Linked DNA regions of Homo sapiens: regions 2, 3 and 4 are each linked to region 1. A link is a contact called in ENCODE Hi-C data. All regions are on one chromosome and are shown on one strand. Each heading gives the region's core, a stretch centred on a gene start or an enhancer-like site at or near the end of the contact. The rest is flanking DNA. Distances are from core to core; before and after follow the strand shown. Region 1 overlaps AOPEP (aminopeptidase O (putative)). Region 2 overlaps PTCH1 (patched 1). Region 3 holds the start of MIRLET7A1HG (miRlet-7a-1/let-7f-1/let-7d cluster host gene). Region 4 overlaps ERCC6L2-AS1 (ERCC6L2 antisense RNA 1).

What was found. A loop is a pair of places that touch in the nucleus more often than their neighbours do. Pooled maps may share reads with other maps.
Region 2: a loop to region 1 is called in a pooled map, with 5 times the contacts of the local background. The contact joins two enhancer-like sites. A Hi-C loop is called at or near these places in 3 of 37 single-sample maps with no recorded cell type and 8 of 50 pooled maps.
Region 3: a pooled map shows a loop between it and region 1 (24-fold over the local background). The contact joins the promoter of MIRLET7A1HG here to the enhancer-like site in region 1. A Hi-C loop is called at or near these places in 1 of 168 maps with a recorded cell type or tissue (CD8-positive, alpha-beta T cell), 3 of 37 single-sample maps with no recorded cell type and 9 of 50 pooled maps.
Region 4: a map with no recorded cell type shows a loop between it and region 1 (11-fold over the local background). The contact joins two enhancer-like sites. A Hi-C loop is called at or near these places in 2 of 37 single-sample maps with no recorded cell type and 2 of 50 pooled maps.

Annotation. Positions count from the first base shown.
Region 1 is chr9:94,858,899-94,863,047 of GRCh38, reverse strand. The region is part of intron 5 of AOPEP (aminopeptidase O (putative)); the gene reads right to left. Among named protein-coding and RNA genes, the nearest start is that of MIR2278, 51 kb to the right of the region's middle. RefSeq lists an enhancer at 1,811-1,860. Within about 2 kb of position 1,852, at least 16 of the 41 ENCODE cell types and tissues checked have a DNase peak (open chromatin) inside an H3K27ac peak, as active enhancers do; they include CD8-positive, alpha-beta T cell, where a contact is called at or near this core.
Region 2 is chr9:95,458,086-95,462,117 of GRCh38, reverse strand. PTCH1 (patched 1) reads left to right here. Exons shown (of 24, transcript NM_000264.5): 16 at 120-262; 17 at 2,335-2,518; 18 at 3,825-4,032. Among named protein-coding and RNA genes, the nearest start is that of PTCH1, 49 kb to the left of the region's middle. Within about 2 kb of position 2,782, at least 4 of the 41 ENCODE cell types and tissues checked have a DNase peak (open chromatin) inside an H3K27ac peak, as active enhancers do.
Region 3 is chr9:94,164,932-94,168,626 of GRCh38, reverse strand. It overlaps MIRLET7A1HG (miRlet-7a-1/let-7f-1/let-7d cluster host gene), which reads right to left and starts at 2,369. Exons shown (of 5, transcript NR_170278.1): 1 at 2,246-2,369. RefSeq lists silencers at 1,645-1,714, 1,945-2,744 and an enhancer at 2,440-3,004.
Region 4 is chr9:95,821,200-95,825,210 of GRCh38, reverse strand. All of the region lies in intron 2 of ERCC6L2-AS1 (ERCC6L2 antisense RNA 1), which reads left to right. Among named protein-coding and RNA genes, the nearest start is that of ERCC6L2, 52 kb to the left of the region's middle. RefSeq lists an enhancer at 1,918-2,127. Within about 2 kb of position 2,235, at least 3 of the 41 ENCODE cell types and tissues checked have a DNase peak (open chromatin) inside an H3K27ac peak, as active enhancers do.

The DNA.
Region 1 (4,149 bases), core at 603-3,102:
CAACCAAATTAAATCTTGCCATTATGCTTTTGAAAATAATTTGGAAAACAAGTCCATGTAGACTTTATGTGTGTCTTTTTAAACCTATTACTCGACGAACACACTGAAACTCTTTTCTAGTGAATGATCAAGTATTTGTGCGCATATACTTTGTCCCGAGAATTAAGCCTAACACTATGAGAGAATATAAAGAAGTCCAAGACGGAGTTCTTGTCCTTAGGAAGTTAGTGAGTTTGCCACTGAGAAAGGACAAACACGCACCACCTATCCTCTCTCCCAACACATCCACCCAGAGGAAACAACATGAGGCAACAAAGTGCAAAACTGTGCAGTGTGATTGCAAGTGGGGATGGAATCCAGAAACCAAAAACAGGGAGGACGGAGACTCTGGGAGAAGGTTCCAGGGAGGCGCTGGCCCTTAAGGTGGGCCTTGCAGGAGGGGCAGAACCTGGAGATGCAGTGGAAACTGGCTGAGCATCCTCAAGGGTGGGGACCAGTCGCAGGCAAACCGCTGTTTCAGTAATGAACAGAGCATGTTCAAGGAGACTGGAAGGAGGTCAACCAGACGTGTGGCCTCTGGAAACAGAGCCCTCCCTTTTCTCAGGACATGGTTTCTCAGCCTTGAAAAAGAGTCCCTTTAAAGGATGATTTACCTCCCCATTCACCCCACATCTGAGAGATCAATCTGTGCTCCAGATCCTCCCTGCCATGCATCTAACAGGCTTGACATTGCTCAGACATCCCTGAGCATCGCCCTGAGGTATGCCTGAGGCCCAAGAACACTGTTTTTCTGTGGGGGTCCTGCTCAGCCAGCCCAGTGACTTTGAAAGAAACGTCCTTTTTACTATGCAACAGGCACATGTGAAGTCTCACTCACATACTCTGATGAGGTGTTTCAAGTTAAACTGTTAGGTAGAGGTGGTGTGCTCTGCTTCCTATGTTGTGAAATAGTAATAAACCAACAGAATGACTGGTCATTGCTTCCAAAGAGGAGGCCAGGGAATTTAATCACTCACAAACTAGCCACGATCACAGGATGAAGCAACTTTCCTAGTAAGCTGCTTTTCATAAACAAAGCCGTTGTTGAGTTTTTAAAATCCAACCAAACAACAAACAACTCTGAGGACAAGAAGAGCACCGTCTAGCCTCATGAAAGACGTAGTGCAGCCTTCACTCGCAGAACGTGCTTCAGAAGAGCAGGTCCTACAGAAGCACGGAGGACCCGACCCATGCAGTTACAGGGAGGATGGCTGTGGAATCCAGGCTGCACCAGGTGTACTACTCGTCAAGCACTGGCTGATGAGAGGGCCTGCACATTCAGTGGTTTTATATCGGGGGTTGGGAACAGTAAATAACATCTCTGGGATCTAGTCTAAGACAAATGAAACCAAATGACTCTTTTTCCAAAAATGGGCCTAAAACAGCTCATGGGAACCACCCCTGGCAGCCTGGTGGAGCAGGAAAGCACAGGCCAGGTGTGAAGAGACCTGAGTGCCAGCTTGGCTCTGTTGTCATGGAAGTCGTTGTTGACCTTGGTTGCTTAATCTGTAAATTAAGGGAGTTCAACTGGAGATGACCCATCCCTGATACTCATTGTGGCACTAATGATGACTCTGTGTCAGTAACAGATGAATACACAGGAAAGAACCAGTATATGTTTCTCTCTTCATCTTCTTTTCTGCCCATCACCATTTCTCCATATGCCCCCACATCATATTAATTTGCCAATTAATAAACAGCCATCCTCAGTTGCAATGTCATCTGAAGCTCAGTGGATTTCATGCTTGTTTGGTGACAGCAGCTGCTGCTGCTGCCCTCAAACCACATCCTTCCCCTTCGTCATGAAGCCTCCTCGAGAGCCACAATTTGCCTTGGCCAGAGCTCCCCGTACGTCAGCTTCCACCAGAAACTGCCATCCATATGCAGAGTTCTGGTTCATCAGCCCCTCTGAAGCAGATCCAGCTGGCCACAGTGGATTCCAGGTGGTCAAGACCAAAGAATCTCATAGCATTGTCAGCACACTGAAGCTGAAAGAAACCGCAAAAAGCACCGAATCTGACTGCCCCCAATTTGTAGATGAGGACACTGATGCCCTAAGAGGTTTATTTATCTAACATGGACTAGCCAGAGCTAGAACCCAAGTCTCCTGACTCAACGGTCAATTATGACTTTGAAATGGACAGAATTAGAAGCTACTAAAATCTACTATTTATGGTGTGCTCTGTGTCAGGCACTGTGCTAAGTGGCTTCTTAAACCTGACATGTACAGAGAACTCAGAATCTTTTCTCCTAATCTGCTCCTCTTCCTGTCCTCCCCACATTAGTCAATGGAGCACCCATCCATCCAGCGGCTTCTGCCAGAAACTCGGGAGTCACCCTTGACATCTCCCTCTTCCTCATCATCTCCCCATATAAAACTCTCAAGTCCTGCATTCTCCAGAGCATATCTTGGAACTCTCCAATTTTCCCCACCAGCACCCTCTCCACCCAGGTCTAAGCCACCTTCATCTCCTGCCTGGATTGCGGCCACACATCATCTCATCTCACCATTCCACTGCCACTACTCCTGTCGCTTCATTCTAGAACCAGAAACCTGAGCAATCTTGTCAAAACATAAGCCAGGTCACGACCTGCCCACCCCGTCCCCACCCTTGCCACTGCTTAAACCTGCTGGGCTTCCCAATACGCTCAGAATGAAGCTCAGATTTATATGAGGCCCTGCTTGGTCTGACGCCCTTATGATGCTGCCAATCTCATTTCACGCCAATCTTCCCATAGGTCACTAAATTCCATGAACACTTCTTTCGGGTCCTCCAAAGTTCCAAGTTGCTTCCAATCACAGCCTGTCCTCCTGTATAATATGCCCTTCTTCCTACTCCTGGCCTGGCTCACGTTCCACTGCCCTTCAGGTTTCAGCTTCTACATCACTGCCTCAGAGGCACCTGCCCCAAGGCCCTGCCAGGAGTGTTTCCTCTAACCCTGCATTCCTCCCACACAGGACTGACCAGTTTGTCGTACTCCATTTTTGAGAATATTTGTTTAATAACTATCTATCTCCCCAACCAGACTATAAGCCCCTTGAAGACAGGGACTGTCTCTATTTGTTCATCACTGTAGCCGAAGAATTTAGTGTTCAGTACATAGGACGCCCTAAATAAGTGTCTGCTGAATTTATTTATCAATTAGTTTACAGAAAACTTGAGTATAATAGTGCCTGTCATTTACAGATGAGCAAACAAAAGCATAAAGAACTTAAGCAATATGCCCAAGACCTAGAATAAGTAAGTAGCACAGAAGAGATTCCAACACAGGTTAGCTGACCCCAAAGCCCATGCCCTTAACTCAGATCACACCAGGATGGAATAGGCTGAGAGAAGATATAAGAGGCAGTAAGCCTTGATGCTTACTTGATTCATATGGAACAAATAGAGTCTGTGAAAGGCTGAAAAACAGCTCCCCAAAAGATATTCATATCCTAATTCCTGGAACTGTGAATGTTACCTTCTATGGGAAAAAAAGAAAAGCAAGCATGGGTCTTTGCAGATGTAATGAAGTTAATAAGGATCTTGAGTTAGTCAGATTATCCTAGATTATCTGCATGGGCCCTAAATGCAATCACACATGTCCTTGTAAGAGGCAGGCAAAGGGAGATTTGGCAGACAGAGGACATGGGGATGTGAAGACAGTGCCGACAGAGATTTGAAGATGACCTTAGTTCAGGCTGCTAGAACAAAGTACCACAGACTGGGTGCTTATAAACAGAAATTTATTTCTCACACTTCTGGAGGCTGGAAATGTGAGATCAGTATGCTAGCACGGTCAGGTTCTTATTGAAGACCCTCTTTCTGGTTTGCAGATGACTGCCTTCTCATTGCATCCTCACATGGTAAAGAACAGAGAGGGAAAACAAGCTCTTGTGTCTTTTTGCTTTGAGACAGAGTCTCACTCTGTCGCCCAGGCTGAAGTGCAGTGGCACAGTCAGCTCACTGCAACCTCCACTTCCAGGTCTTCTTTTTTTTTGAAATGGAGTCTCGCTCTGTCGCCCAGGCTGGAGTACAGTGCTGCAATCTTGGCTCACTGCAAGCTCCGCCTCCCGGGTTCACACCATTCTCCTGCCTCAGCCTCCTGAGTAGCTGGGACTACAGGCAC
Region 2 (4,032 bases), core at 1,533-4,032, 600 kb before region 1:
TGTTTCTGATGGACGTCTAAGAGCCCCCTGCCCTGCTCAGTCTCCTCAGCCCACCCCGCTAGGACCAGGGTCCTTCTGGCTGCGAGTTATAATGTGTTACAATCATTTGCCATTTCTAGGACTTCAGGATGCATTTGACAGTGACTGGGAAACCGGGAAAATCATGCCAAACAATTACAAGAATGGATCAGACGATGGAGTCCTTGCCTACAAACTCCTGGTGCAAACCGGCAGCCGCGATAAGCCCATCGACATCAGCCAGGTACTCCAGCTGCTGGGCACTGAGGGCGCTTCCAGGGCTGCGGGGCCGCTGCCCTGGTGGAGGCTGCTTGACAGCGTGTGACCCCACCCTGTGCTCTCTGGAGACCTAAGGCACTGGGAGCTGGTAGAAAGAATATTGGGTGACTCTAATTCACCTCCTCCCACCAGCTAATTGTGTGACCTCAGGCCAGCCAGTGCACCTCACTTTCCTCATCTGTCAAATGGGACAGGCGTGTTCCTACCACCAGAACAATTGTCAGAATAAAGTGCAGCCAAGAGAGTGCAGGCTCTTTCCAATGTTAGAAATGCAGCGGCGTGTGATTCTTTCAGTTCTAGGACTCGGTACCTTGTTGGTCTTGATGGTATTCAAGCTTGGAAAGATGGATTTCTTGGGTAGCAGTCATTTGGATGAGCAGAATTTGGGGTAGGTGGGTGGGTTAGGAGATTGGAGAGGTGACAGAAGGATGGGAAGATTTGTTACATTTGAGATCTTTGGGTGGCCCTGGCCCCAGGAGTAGACAGATCGCTCTGTGATGAGTGAAGCAAACGGAAATGTGCACCCTTGGAATCAGAGTGGCTGCGCCATTCTGCTCACTCCTGCAGTAATAACCGTTTCTGTTTGGGAATCATATTCTCCACTTGTGTTTGCATCTTCTTGCTGCCATTTGGATTCCAGCATACCCCTTTTGGTTCTGCAGGTGTGTTCAGGAGTGTGTTTTGGACTCCTCCAATTGCACGGGGCCCGGGCTACCTCAGCTTCCTCGGAGCCTCTTCCCTTGGCTCTTTGTAGCTTGCTTGCTTCACCTTCAGGCAGAAAACCGTCATGCTAATGATCTTCTCAGCAGCTATGTTTATTGTCTCCCCTTTTTTGCTGGCATTCAAGGTGACAGATTTACAAAGTACATTGTTCAGAGTTGTTATGGAGTGTGAAACTCTGAGCTCACAGCAGCAGGCAGCAGACCATCACGTTTCCCAAGGATGCAGGCAGAGGAGTCTGCCTCAGAGACACCAGGAAAGTGCCCAGGCAGCAGGGCTGGGCGAGGGACCAGGGATACTGTGGGACAAATGGGATTGGGCCAGACCCCCAGATACCATTTCCTCCTCCCGGGAGGGAGAAAGGCGTGCTGCATGCACAGAGGCCACGGGCTGCGCTGTTTGATTCCAGGGATGTGTTGAGGACATGCAGTTGTTACATATCCTGTGGATTAATTGAATCCAGATCCCCGAAATCCAGTTCTCTCACTCTCTCCCTGCTCCTTCTTCCTTCACTCCTTCTCTAGGAGCCGCTGTCACTGGTGTTTTTCATTTTGTTTAAAAAAGACCCAAAGCGAGGAATGAGGCCTGAATCTAAAATAAACAGGAAACGGAATTTTTCTATGTATATAAAACGTACAAACACATACTGAGTCCCACAGAGTTCCCCACCTCAGCAAAGCCCACAAGCCCTCCTGCCGAGGGAGCACATTTGGCCACGCAGAGGACGCGGCGTGCGGAGTACTACGACCTCCGGGAATAAGATCACCTGGCGAGGCTTGAGGGTGTGCACTCGTCCCTTGCACTTTCTGGCGCTGGGCATTTTTTGAATCCACAGGTCATAGGAGGCTAGTGTTAGCAAAATTTATACAGATGTTGTTTTATTTTTATAGCTCTCCTCCATTTACTGGGTGGCATTTCCTTCAGTGTTAACAACAGAGGTTAACTGCACACAGACGTGCATGGGGATTCTTGCCAGGTTTCTCCCCCTTCCCCTCCTATAAATATGTTTCTCCAGATTGTTCATTCTCTGCCTTGGCTGCAGACGGTCTTTTAGCATTCAGATTTAATTGGTTCAGCCAATTCCTGGGCCATCTGCAGAACTGTGTTTGTTATAAACACGCCAGTGATTGCATCCTCCGATAAGTGCACATTGAAAGAAATCAAAGGTGTTCTGATGGGATTTTCGACACTTTCAACAGTAGGCATTCTATTCTTTGTTGTAATGCTGTGCGAAGCTCAGCTTCTGTGCTCTCAAGGCAGAAGTGTGTTTACCCCCAACCCCATTCTCAAAGGCCTCTGTTCTTCCCGTTTTTGTAGTTGACTAAACAGCGTCTGGTGGATGCAGATGGCATCATTAATCCCAGCGCTTTCTACATCTACCTGACGGCTTGGGTCAGCAACGACCCCGTCGCGTATGCTGCCTCCCAGGCCAACATCCGGCCACACCGACCAGAATGGGTCCACGACAAAGCCGACTACATGCCTGAAACAAGGCTGAGAAGTAAGTAGCGTTTTATCGGGAGGTCTGGGAACTTACAGAGGTGCCTTCCCTGGTTCTCCAAACTCAGCAACAGCCTTCATCCGTTGACGCTACCCAGGGTTCAGAAGTGTAAACAGAACAATCTATTTCTTCTCGTTTAAAACTCTGGGAGACGAGGATGTGTAATGGGATACAACCCCCGCACTCTATCACATTGGGAAATCAGTGTCTCGTCTCCATTCGTAGCTTTAATGCTAAGACGTTCATTAGGCGTTGCTCTCACGTGCCAGCTGTTCCCTGTGAACACCGGGGACGCCTCCAGGTTAAGTGTTATTTTACTATTGCAGAGTTTTATCGCTGGGGATTATATGTTTATCTTAACTTTGTCAACTCTGGTGTTGAAGGGATTTTTGGCACATTGGGTCATTCCTATAAGCCACCAAGCACCTGCACTGTGTCAAAGCTGTTTAAACCGGAGCAGAAAAGTCTGTATACAACAGCGTCCTCTTCCTTTCACCTCTCAGCCCAGAGTTTGAAAGGTGGTTCTGTGTGGATTTCATTTGCATTTCTGGTGGAGATATTAGTAGCGTATGCTTTGGATACCGGGCCAAGGGAGGATGTGAGAAAGAAGACGGGTCCCCTTGCAAACATGGCTGGAGACTCAGCGAGTAGTGCTTCCCCGGATCCAGTGCTGCCCAGAGCCCTGTGGCAGGCAGCCAAGGCTTGTCTTAATGAAAATTTATAGTTGAGATTATAATAGGGCAAATCATGTTTAGCAAGTCAACTGAATGACCCCAGAGGGTCTGGAACACACAACGGCAGTAACTAAATGCTTGTTGTGTAAGGATTTCTTCCCCTGTTGCTGAAGACTTAGCATTGCATTAGAAAAGAAGCATACAAGGTTGAAGTTTGTTCAGGCACTAAAAGGATAAGTTAAGCATTTTTCTCAGGAAAGCATGACTCTTGAGTTCTTTTGCTCTTGCAAGTGATTGAATAAAACTGTGTGAACTTGGTATTTTCATATGTGTCAAGGGAACAAAAAAATGTTCCCAAAATGTAAGCCTGGAGTTTTTAGACCCCTCACAAAGAATGACTGCTGGAAGATTAAAATCAAATCTTAAAAAATACACACATCACAGAGTTAAACATTTTTAAACCAAATGGGAAGATCGTAAAGGCCTGGAGGCTATGATCAGCATTGTTTGTTCTTTGTATCATGTAGAAGAGCAGTCAGTAAGCTTTCATGCAAAGTTCTTCTCTCTTTCCATTGAAACTGTGATGCTCTTCTACCCTGGGCTGCTCCTAACCTGTGCCCTTCTCTGTCCAGTCCCGGCAGCAGAGCCCATCGAGTATGCCCAGTTCCCTTTCTACCTCAACGGCTTGCGGGACACCTCAGACTTTGTGGAGGCAATTGAAAAAGTAAGGACCATCTGCAGCAACTATACGAGCCTGGGGCTGTCCAGTTACCCCAACGGCTACCCCTTCCTCTTCTGGGAGCAGTACATCGGCCTCCGCCACTGGCTGCTGCTGTTCAT
Region 3 (3,695 bases), core at 1,120-3,619, 690 kb after region 1:
TACTATGATTAAAACGCATACTGGTCCTGGATGGCAAATTTACTTCCCAACTTGTGAAACTAAAGTAGGTGGCTCATGTTCCACCAAATATAAACAGCCCATTTAATACTCGTTAAAAAATATTAAACTATAATACTTTACACAATGCTATAAACGAGAAAAACACCCTACAGAAGTTGTTTTTCAACTTTTGACACTCAGCTTCACAGGATTATTTTACAGGAATACACATGTGTCGAGCTGAATCAACACGCTATTTTGTATTCAATGGAATATTTTCTACTTTTTAAAAAATTCGGATCACCACCCACTAAAGTGACTTCATGACCCTATAACTCAGGACCTACAGTTTGAAACACTAGTTTGGCGCTCTTAACACTCGGTAATTCCCATATGAGTAGTTATTATACTATCTTAGCTATTAAAAGTACACAATGTCTTGTGTGCTGCTCTCTAAACCAAGATATGTCTAGTTAATGATAACAGGAATAAAATGACCTTAAGATATAAACGTTTGAGACTAACTTGTTTAATACTTATTTCTTCACTGTGTAAAACTGAACGCAGTTACACATTTTCGTTTTAGAAATGGTTTTGTTTCACTCCACTTTTCACACTTGCAAGATTCTTAAGTGTCTCAAGTTCAACAGAGCTTCAATTTAAGTGAGGGGAACCCACAGCCTGTCTACACATAAAAATACTCTCTTGCTGTCACTGCAATGTAACTATTCAAAAAAGTTAACTTTTCCCCTCACACTGTAATTGCACCTAAGTGATAAATTTTAAAATGCTATATAATACCACTGAATTTACAGGACGTCAAGAAATTTGTCTATTCTCAAAGTTGAAGTTTCAAAGTAAACTTTTAACAAATATGTATAATGAATCAAACATTCTCACAAAACCCAAAGTAACTTCCAAGTTTTTACTTCCCTAACTACACATACTTCCCGAATATACAGTAAATAAAACCAGACCCCGCCAAACACCAAAAGAATTCTGGATATAAACAATTATTTCCTAAACTACACATAAATTTGGAATTTGACATTCAATGTTCTTATACTTCAGGCCAACAGAAATAAATGCAAAGGAATGCCACATGATGCTTTAACTTTAGGAACTGTATGCCAAGAAAGCAGTATTATCAATGAAGTTAAAAAGCAAAACTCAACCAGTCTCCTGATTTACCTCAAAATTTTAACATTCACTGTCTTCCCTGCCTTTTTCCTGTCTGCCCGCCCTCTCGTTAGTCAATTTTTTAAAAACCGGTAAGTTGAAGAATACATACCATTACCTCTGACACAGAATCTACTGTAAAAAGTTGAAAGACCGAAGGGCATTACTGGCCAAGGACATACAGGTTACCACATTCCTCACACTAGAGCCCGCCCGGGAAGTTTATTAGCAAGCCTTCTGAGAGGCACTCGGTTCCAAGAGTTTGCAGCGTCGACTCAAAAGGCCAGCGCTGTTTCCGGTGACACCGAGTCGCAAATCTCCAAGCCCCGTCCCCCGGGATACGATTTCCTCCCGCTCCCGCGTTCCCCTCCCCCTCGCCAAGGACGGCTGCCGCAGCGGACCTCCAGCCGCAGCAGCTGCTTCAGGAAGGGAGGCTGCACTTGGCCGCGGGGAGCAGGGGCATGCAGCCAGCCACGACTCTCCCGCCCTCCCCGCCCGCGCCTTCCCGCCCTGTCCCCCCGCCCCTCGCACTTCCTACCTTCCCTCCTTCATCCCAACCCCCAAGGCCAAGGTCTCCCCGGCCCACAAACTTGATAGCGGAAGTGACGTCAGAGGCACCTGGCGGCGCCTACAACCAGTCACGCCACAGTCAGAGGCGGCGCCGGCCAACAGGCGCCGGCCGGAAGGCGGGCCTTCCGCCCGCCCCAAGTTTGATTGAAGCGGGGGGAAGGGCGGGGTAAGGAATGTGAAGAATGACCCCCCCTCCCCCGCCCTGTCGGTGAGGAGCTGGGCGGGAAGCGGAGGGGGTTGGAGCCGGCCCCGCGGCGGCCACGCGGCACCCCTCCCCCGTGCCCCGAGCGCCCGCGACTTCCGCTAGCAGCCCGCCGGCCCCCCGGGGCCACCCGCCCGCTGGAGGGGGCAGGCCGCCCCACCAGTCCCAGCCCGCGTTAGCCGGACAGGCGCGGGCCGGCGCACGGCTCTCCCATTCTGCCCACCCGCTGCCGCGAGTCTCCGCGAAATAAAATGGCGACGGACCCGCGCTCGCTGCCGCGTCCGCCATACCCACCTCGCGCTCGCGGAGAGGGCCGTCGCGGCCGTGGGAATGCCCCGGCCCTCGCGCCCGTCGCTGCCGGGAGAGCACCGCGCCAGGACCCGGATGGAGGCGCGGGCGGGCGCCGCCGCGGCGGCCTGAGGGAAAGCAGCGCGGTCGCCGGGAGGCCGATGCAGGGGCGGGCGCCGCGGAAAGCGCGCAAGCCCATTGGTGAAGCCGTCTGATTGAAGTGCGCGTCGCTCTTTCGCCTTGGCCTAGCTGAGCTCGTCCGTCCCCTCACTGGAGGGCGGCGGCTGGGCCCGCCTCGCGCGGGGTGGCCACCGTGGGGGAGGCGGGTCTGGCCCGCCCACCAATACCATCTCCTTCTTTCCTAGTGGAGGGCTGAGAGAGTGGCGGGGGTGGTGTCCTCCAGGCCCTGCCCTTTGCGCGTGATGGGCTGGCTGTGTCACGTGGCCGCTGAACGCGCTGCCCGCGGGGCGGGGCGGCTGCTTTGCTCCCTCAGGCTCCTGGGGGCAATTTACACGTGCGCGACCCGGAAGGTCCGAACGCTGTCCAGCGTGCAGCCTCTGGCTCTTTTCCGTCAACTGACCCTGTTCCCTCCAGGAGGCCTTGGCCAGGCCTCCTGGAGTTCTGTGCCTCAGTTTGCTCATCTGTCAAATGGAGGAGTTGTGTCCGCCCAACCTTTTACTTTTATTCCTTGACGTTTTGGGGTCTGAGGGTTTTTTTGTTGTTTGTTTTTTCGAGACACGGTCTCTCGCTCTTTCTCCAGGGCTGGAGTGCAGTGGCGTGGGTCACGGCTCACTGTAGCCTCGACATCCGGACTCTAGAGATCCTCCCACCTCAGCCTCCCTGAGCTTTTTTTTGTTATCTTTTCCAACCCATGTTTTGAAGATTTTTGTCTTCAAATGTTTTTCAAAGCAATCCTTGATTTTGTTGTTTTAAAATTAATCCAAAGCCCAGTTCCTCCATCCCCATTACAACTTTCACATGCTAGGACTCTGAAATCACTAGTTAAGGTGTCGTTTGAGGTCTCTGCCAGTTTTAAGATTTTATGGCTGGGAACCGCAAGACCTGGGCTGTAGCTCTGCTTTTTGTAATTCATTGTGACTTTGTGCAACACTTTTAAAAAAGTGGGTCCTTGTCTGTAATAGAACTATGGGAAATAGTACTTGACATGCTGTACGTTTACATTTATGATCTTAGGTGGTGGTATCAGCTCCCCTTTTAGCACTCATATTAGTGTATGCAATAAGTGCCAAAGGAGTTTGTTTCGTTTTGTTTTTAATGGGGACTTTATTTTGTGAGCTAAAGTGAACAAGAAACTAGAGGGGGGGAAACTTGAGCTTAAGCCATGGGTAGGATTTGGGGAGGACTTCTTGAGGTTAGAAGATATATTGAGAAAGGAGAGAGCAGGCCCCAGAGCTAGATCGAGTACAGTTCAGGGGAAGAGTGTGGTTATGCTGCA
Region 4 (4,011 bases), core at 986-3,485, 960 kb before region 1:
AACCAGAAAATTTAAATCCATCAAAAAAAGGAACCGACATTACCTCAATCAGGCAATTTGAATCCTAGAGAGATAGGCAGGCTGAAAGAACCTACATTTCTACAATGCTGAACCCAAGTAGAGATTATGAACTGCGGCACCATTCTTAGTGTGTTTCTCTCTCCTTTTATTTTTAATTTAATTTAATTTATTTATTTATTTATTTTTGAGACAGAGTCTCACTCTGTCGCCAGGCTGGAGTCCAGTGGCTGATCTCGGCTCACTACAACCTCCACCTCCTGGGTTCAAGCGATTCTCCTGCCTCAGCCTCCGGAGTAGCTGGGACTACAGGCGTGCACTACCACGCCCAGCTAATTTTTGTATTTTTAGTAGAGATGGGGTTTTGCCATGATGGCCAGGATGGTCTCTATCTCTTGACCTCGTGATCCACCCACCTCGGCCTCCCAAAGTGCTGGGATTACAGGTGTGAGCCACTGCACCTGGCCTTCTCTCTCCTTTTAAGGATTGTACTCAGGATTACAAGATACTGCACATCAAAAAATGAATCCCAATATGTGGTCAATTGAGGAACTTGAAAATGTCATGCCAATAATAAAAGCTTGCGCACAATAACTGAAGTTAGAAGGAGGTAAATATTGCTAAAATATTGCGGATTTAAAAAGATAATCTAACCCTTTATTATTTTATGTGAGTCTCATGTTCCCAAAAGATAAAAGAATTTAGAAAAAGGCCAGGAAAAGTGGACAATACACCTAAAAGAACACAATCACCAAATTCTATGAAATGCATCCCCTTGAGGGGAGCTTGACCTGAAAATTGTGATTTGGAGTGGGAAAGGGTGTGTCTGAATATGTTTTCATCTTGTGGTCTTTGGTTCTCCTAGGATGCAGTGGAAGAAAATTAGGACACTGATAAAATTTTAAGAGGCATAGAGCCCCCGCGATATTTGAGCAGTGAAAACGCATGGTCATTAGCACAGGTTTCACCATGAGGCTCCCGGGAGGACTCCTGCTTACGCCTCCAGGCTCACACCTCCCTCCATCCCTCCCAGCCTTTGTTTCAAGAACGTCCACTCATTTGTAAACTGTATATTTTGTTGCTCTGTGTCTCCAAAACCCGAGCATATTGCCTGGAGCACAGAAGGCATACAGTAGATATTTGTGGCATAGGTAACTGAATTAATAAAAACTTAGCCATTCAATATAGATTGGATCCAATTTATTTTTTTTTTTCTGATTTCTTTGTATCATAGAGGCTAGGACTGCTGTGGTGGAAAGTAATCATAATAGCTAAATATGTAAGGAGCATGGTTTTCTTGGATAGTTAGAACATGCCCCGCTTTGTCGGACTAGTCTAATGGAGAACTCCAGGGCCATGAGGCTCACTCCCTGAAGAGCAGCAATGTGGGAGGAACTCAGCACTCGGAACCCCGTTGATTATTACCAGGAGTGGAGAAGCTCACTCACATTCTGCCATGTTTGAACACCTGTGTAGCAGGTGGCAAAACAATCAGCTCATACATCATTTTCCAAATCTTGAGCCCTACCCAAATTATATTCCCACAGGATAAAATATTGGTCGTATTTCCTAGGGGCTTCACGCCTGGAGAATAGGAAAGCCCAGGTCCTTTGCTGCCAGCTGGGACAAGCTCTGACGGGTGCCTTATCCTCTTGAGGTCCCTGCAAGATCAGGCTGGCGCCACCCCACGGGTCGCAGCCTGAGATAACCCCTGGTGTGGCTCTTCTCCTCCTCATCATCCTGCTTCCCTCACTCCTGCCCAGCCTTCCCTGGCGCACTTCCTTAGTAAACACCTCCTACCTCCTCTGTCCTCACCTTACAGATTTGTTTCTGGGGAACCTGACCTTACCCACATGCTTACTCTGAGGGACACAAAGCTGTGTGAGGCGCAGTAACAACCCCCAAGGAGCTTTCAATCCAGTTGAACTTGGCTTGAATTGCATCTGTGCTTCTTACAGGAGGGTGGGCCTTCAATAGAGCTAGACAGAGCCTGATGACACAGGCGTTTGGGAATCTTGAGGACAAACCTGTTTTTATAAAAATCTGCCTGCCTCGTGCATGGCAGCAGGTTTGACTCTGGCCTTGCTTCACTAAATTAAGCAAAAACAAGCATTATCAAATGTTTAGATTTCCTGGAGTCTCTGGCTTCAAGTAGCTTGATGATTCATTTCTGACAACCTCATAAAACCAACCTCTAGCCACGTCCAGGCTTAAGCTTTGTGGTGGTGGAGTGGGTTTTCCCTGTTGTATTTTTAACCTAAGAACAGAAGCAATGCTAGCCACACTGATAAAAACAAGTGAAGAGTTAACTTTCAAGATGACCACAGTCAGATGGTAGCGTGGAAGCCACCAGAGCCACTTAATCTTCCCAGATGATGGATCACTGCAGTACCTAAGTCTCTCATGTGGATTTCTGCCACAGTCCTCTGCACACACTCACTAAAGGGATTTGCAGTTCATGGGTCCAACACAGCAGCATGACCATTGGTTGGGCAGGGCCAAAGGCCCTCGAGGCAGAAGGGTTACCAGGAGAGTCACGCAGCCTTTACCGTCGGGATTTGTGAAGACAGTCACAGTTGGCGACAAGGGTTTTCAGAGTTCTTGGTGTTACTTCACCACCCTCCCCTGCTCTGAGCCCACTCTTTCCTCCCCTGTCCTCGTTCTTAGCTCCTGCTGTTGCCTCCTTTTAGCTCTCACACATTCTCCCTTCTTCCGGTTCTGCCCCAGATATTCTCCCAAGCTCTGTCCAAAAAATCACCAGTTTACCCCTTGAAATTATTTCTCAAGAACTATTTTCCCCCAAGAAGTTGCAAGCTGCTGCATCCCACCTTGGTGAGCTGAGAGCCTGGAGATCAAGACCTGGGCGAGCGGCCAGACCCCTCCTGGCTTCATGCTCAAGTCTTTTTTCAGACGCCCTGAGATCAAGAACAAGGGCACATTCTTAGTTCATGGCCTTTTACAAAATGCTACAGATAATGGAATTTAGATGATGCAACCATTTTACTTGGAGTAGAATGTGTTTTTAGCTGAGGGGGTTTTCAGGGGAAACACATTATTTAGGTTTAGAGGGTATCATGCTTGTCAAAAGCAATTAAATGGGACATAGAGCCCTCAAAGAAATGTTCAAATATAATCTGGACATGGTTTGGGTATCTGAATAAATGTAAACTTGACCAAGCCTTCTTGTTTAAGAAATATAGCCTAAAACATACTACTCTTGATAAAAATTGAAGTTACTAAAATGTTCTGATTTAACGTTGCTTCCACCGGCTAGTTGTTGCTTTATAAATGTCATTTGCCATGTAATTCCAAATGACTTTACAGACTACAGAGCATGGGATTATTGTGTCAAAAGGAGGCTTTCATGATCTCACATAAGCCAGAAAGACTTTATTTAAACTTACGTAGGAAGATGTATTGGTTGTTTGGCCCAAGAAGGTCTTATTTGAATGACAGCATTTAGGGGACCACATGACATTTCTATAAAACTAGACTAGAGTTGATAACAGATGAAGGATTAATTTGTTGTTTTTGTAGTCAATATAGTCCCAAACCATGGATATATTGCTTAGATCCACTTATACCATCAAGCCAGCCCAAGACAAAATTACTACTCTAGTTGTCTAGCATAACCAACTACTCCAAATTTAGTGACATAAAATAGCCTTTATAGTAGGCTTACAGATTCTGTGGATTGAGAATTTGGAAAAGACAGAGTAGAGATGGCTTGTCTCTGTTCTGTGGTGTCTGGGGCCTCAGCTGGGAAGACTGGAACAACTGAGGCTGGAGGATTTACTTTGAAGATGGTGTCTTCTCTCGCATGCCTAGCTGGGCTGCTCCAAGCCGGACTTACTGGGACTGTTGACCAAACCACTTACAAGTATGGGGCCTCTCCACGTGGCTTGGGCTTCTCATAGCACGGCTGATAGGTTCCAAGAGGAAACATTCTAAGAGCAAGTATTTCAAGCACAAGAGTCCAAGAGACTAGAAGAG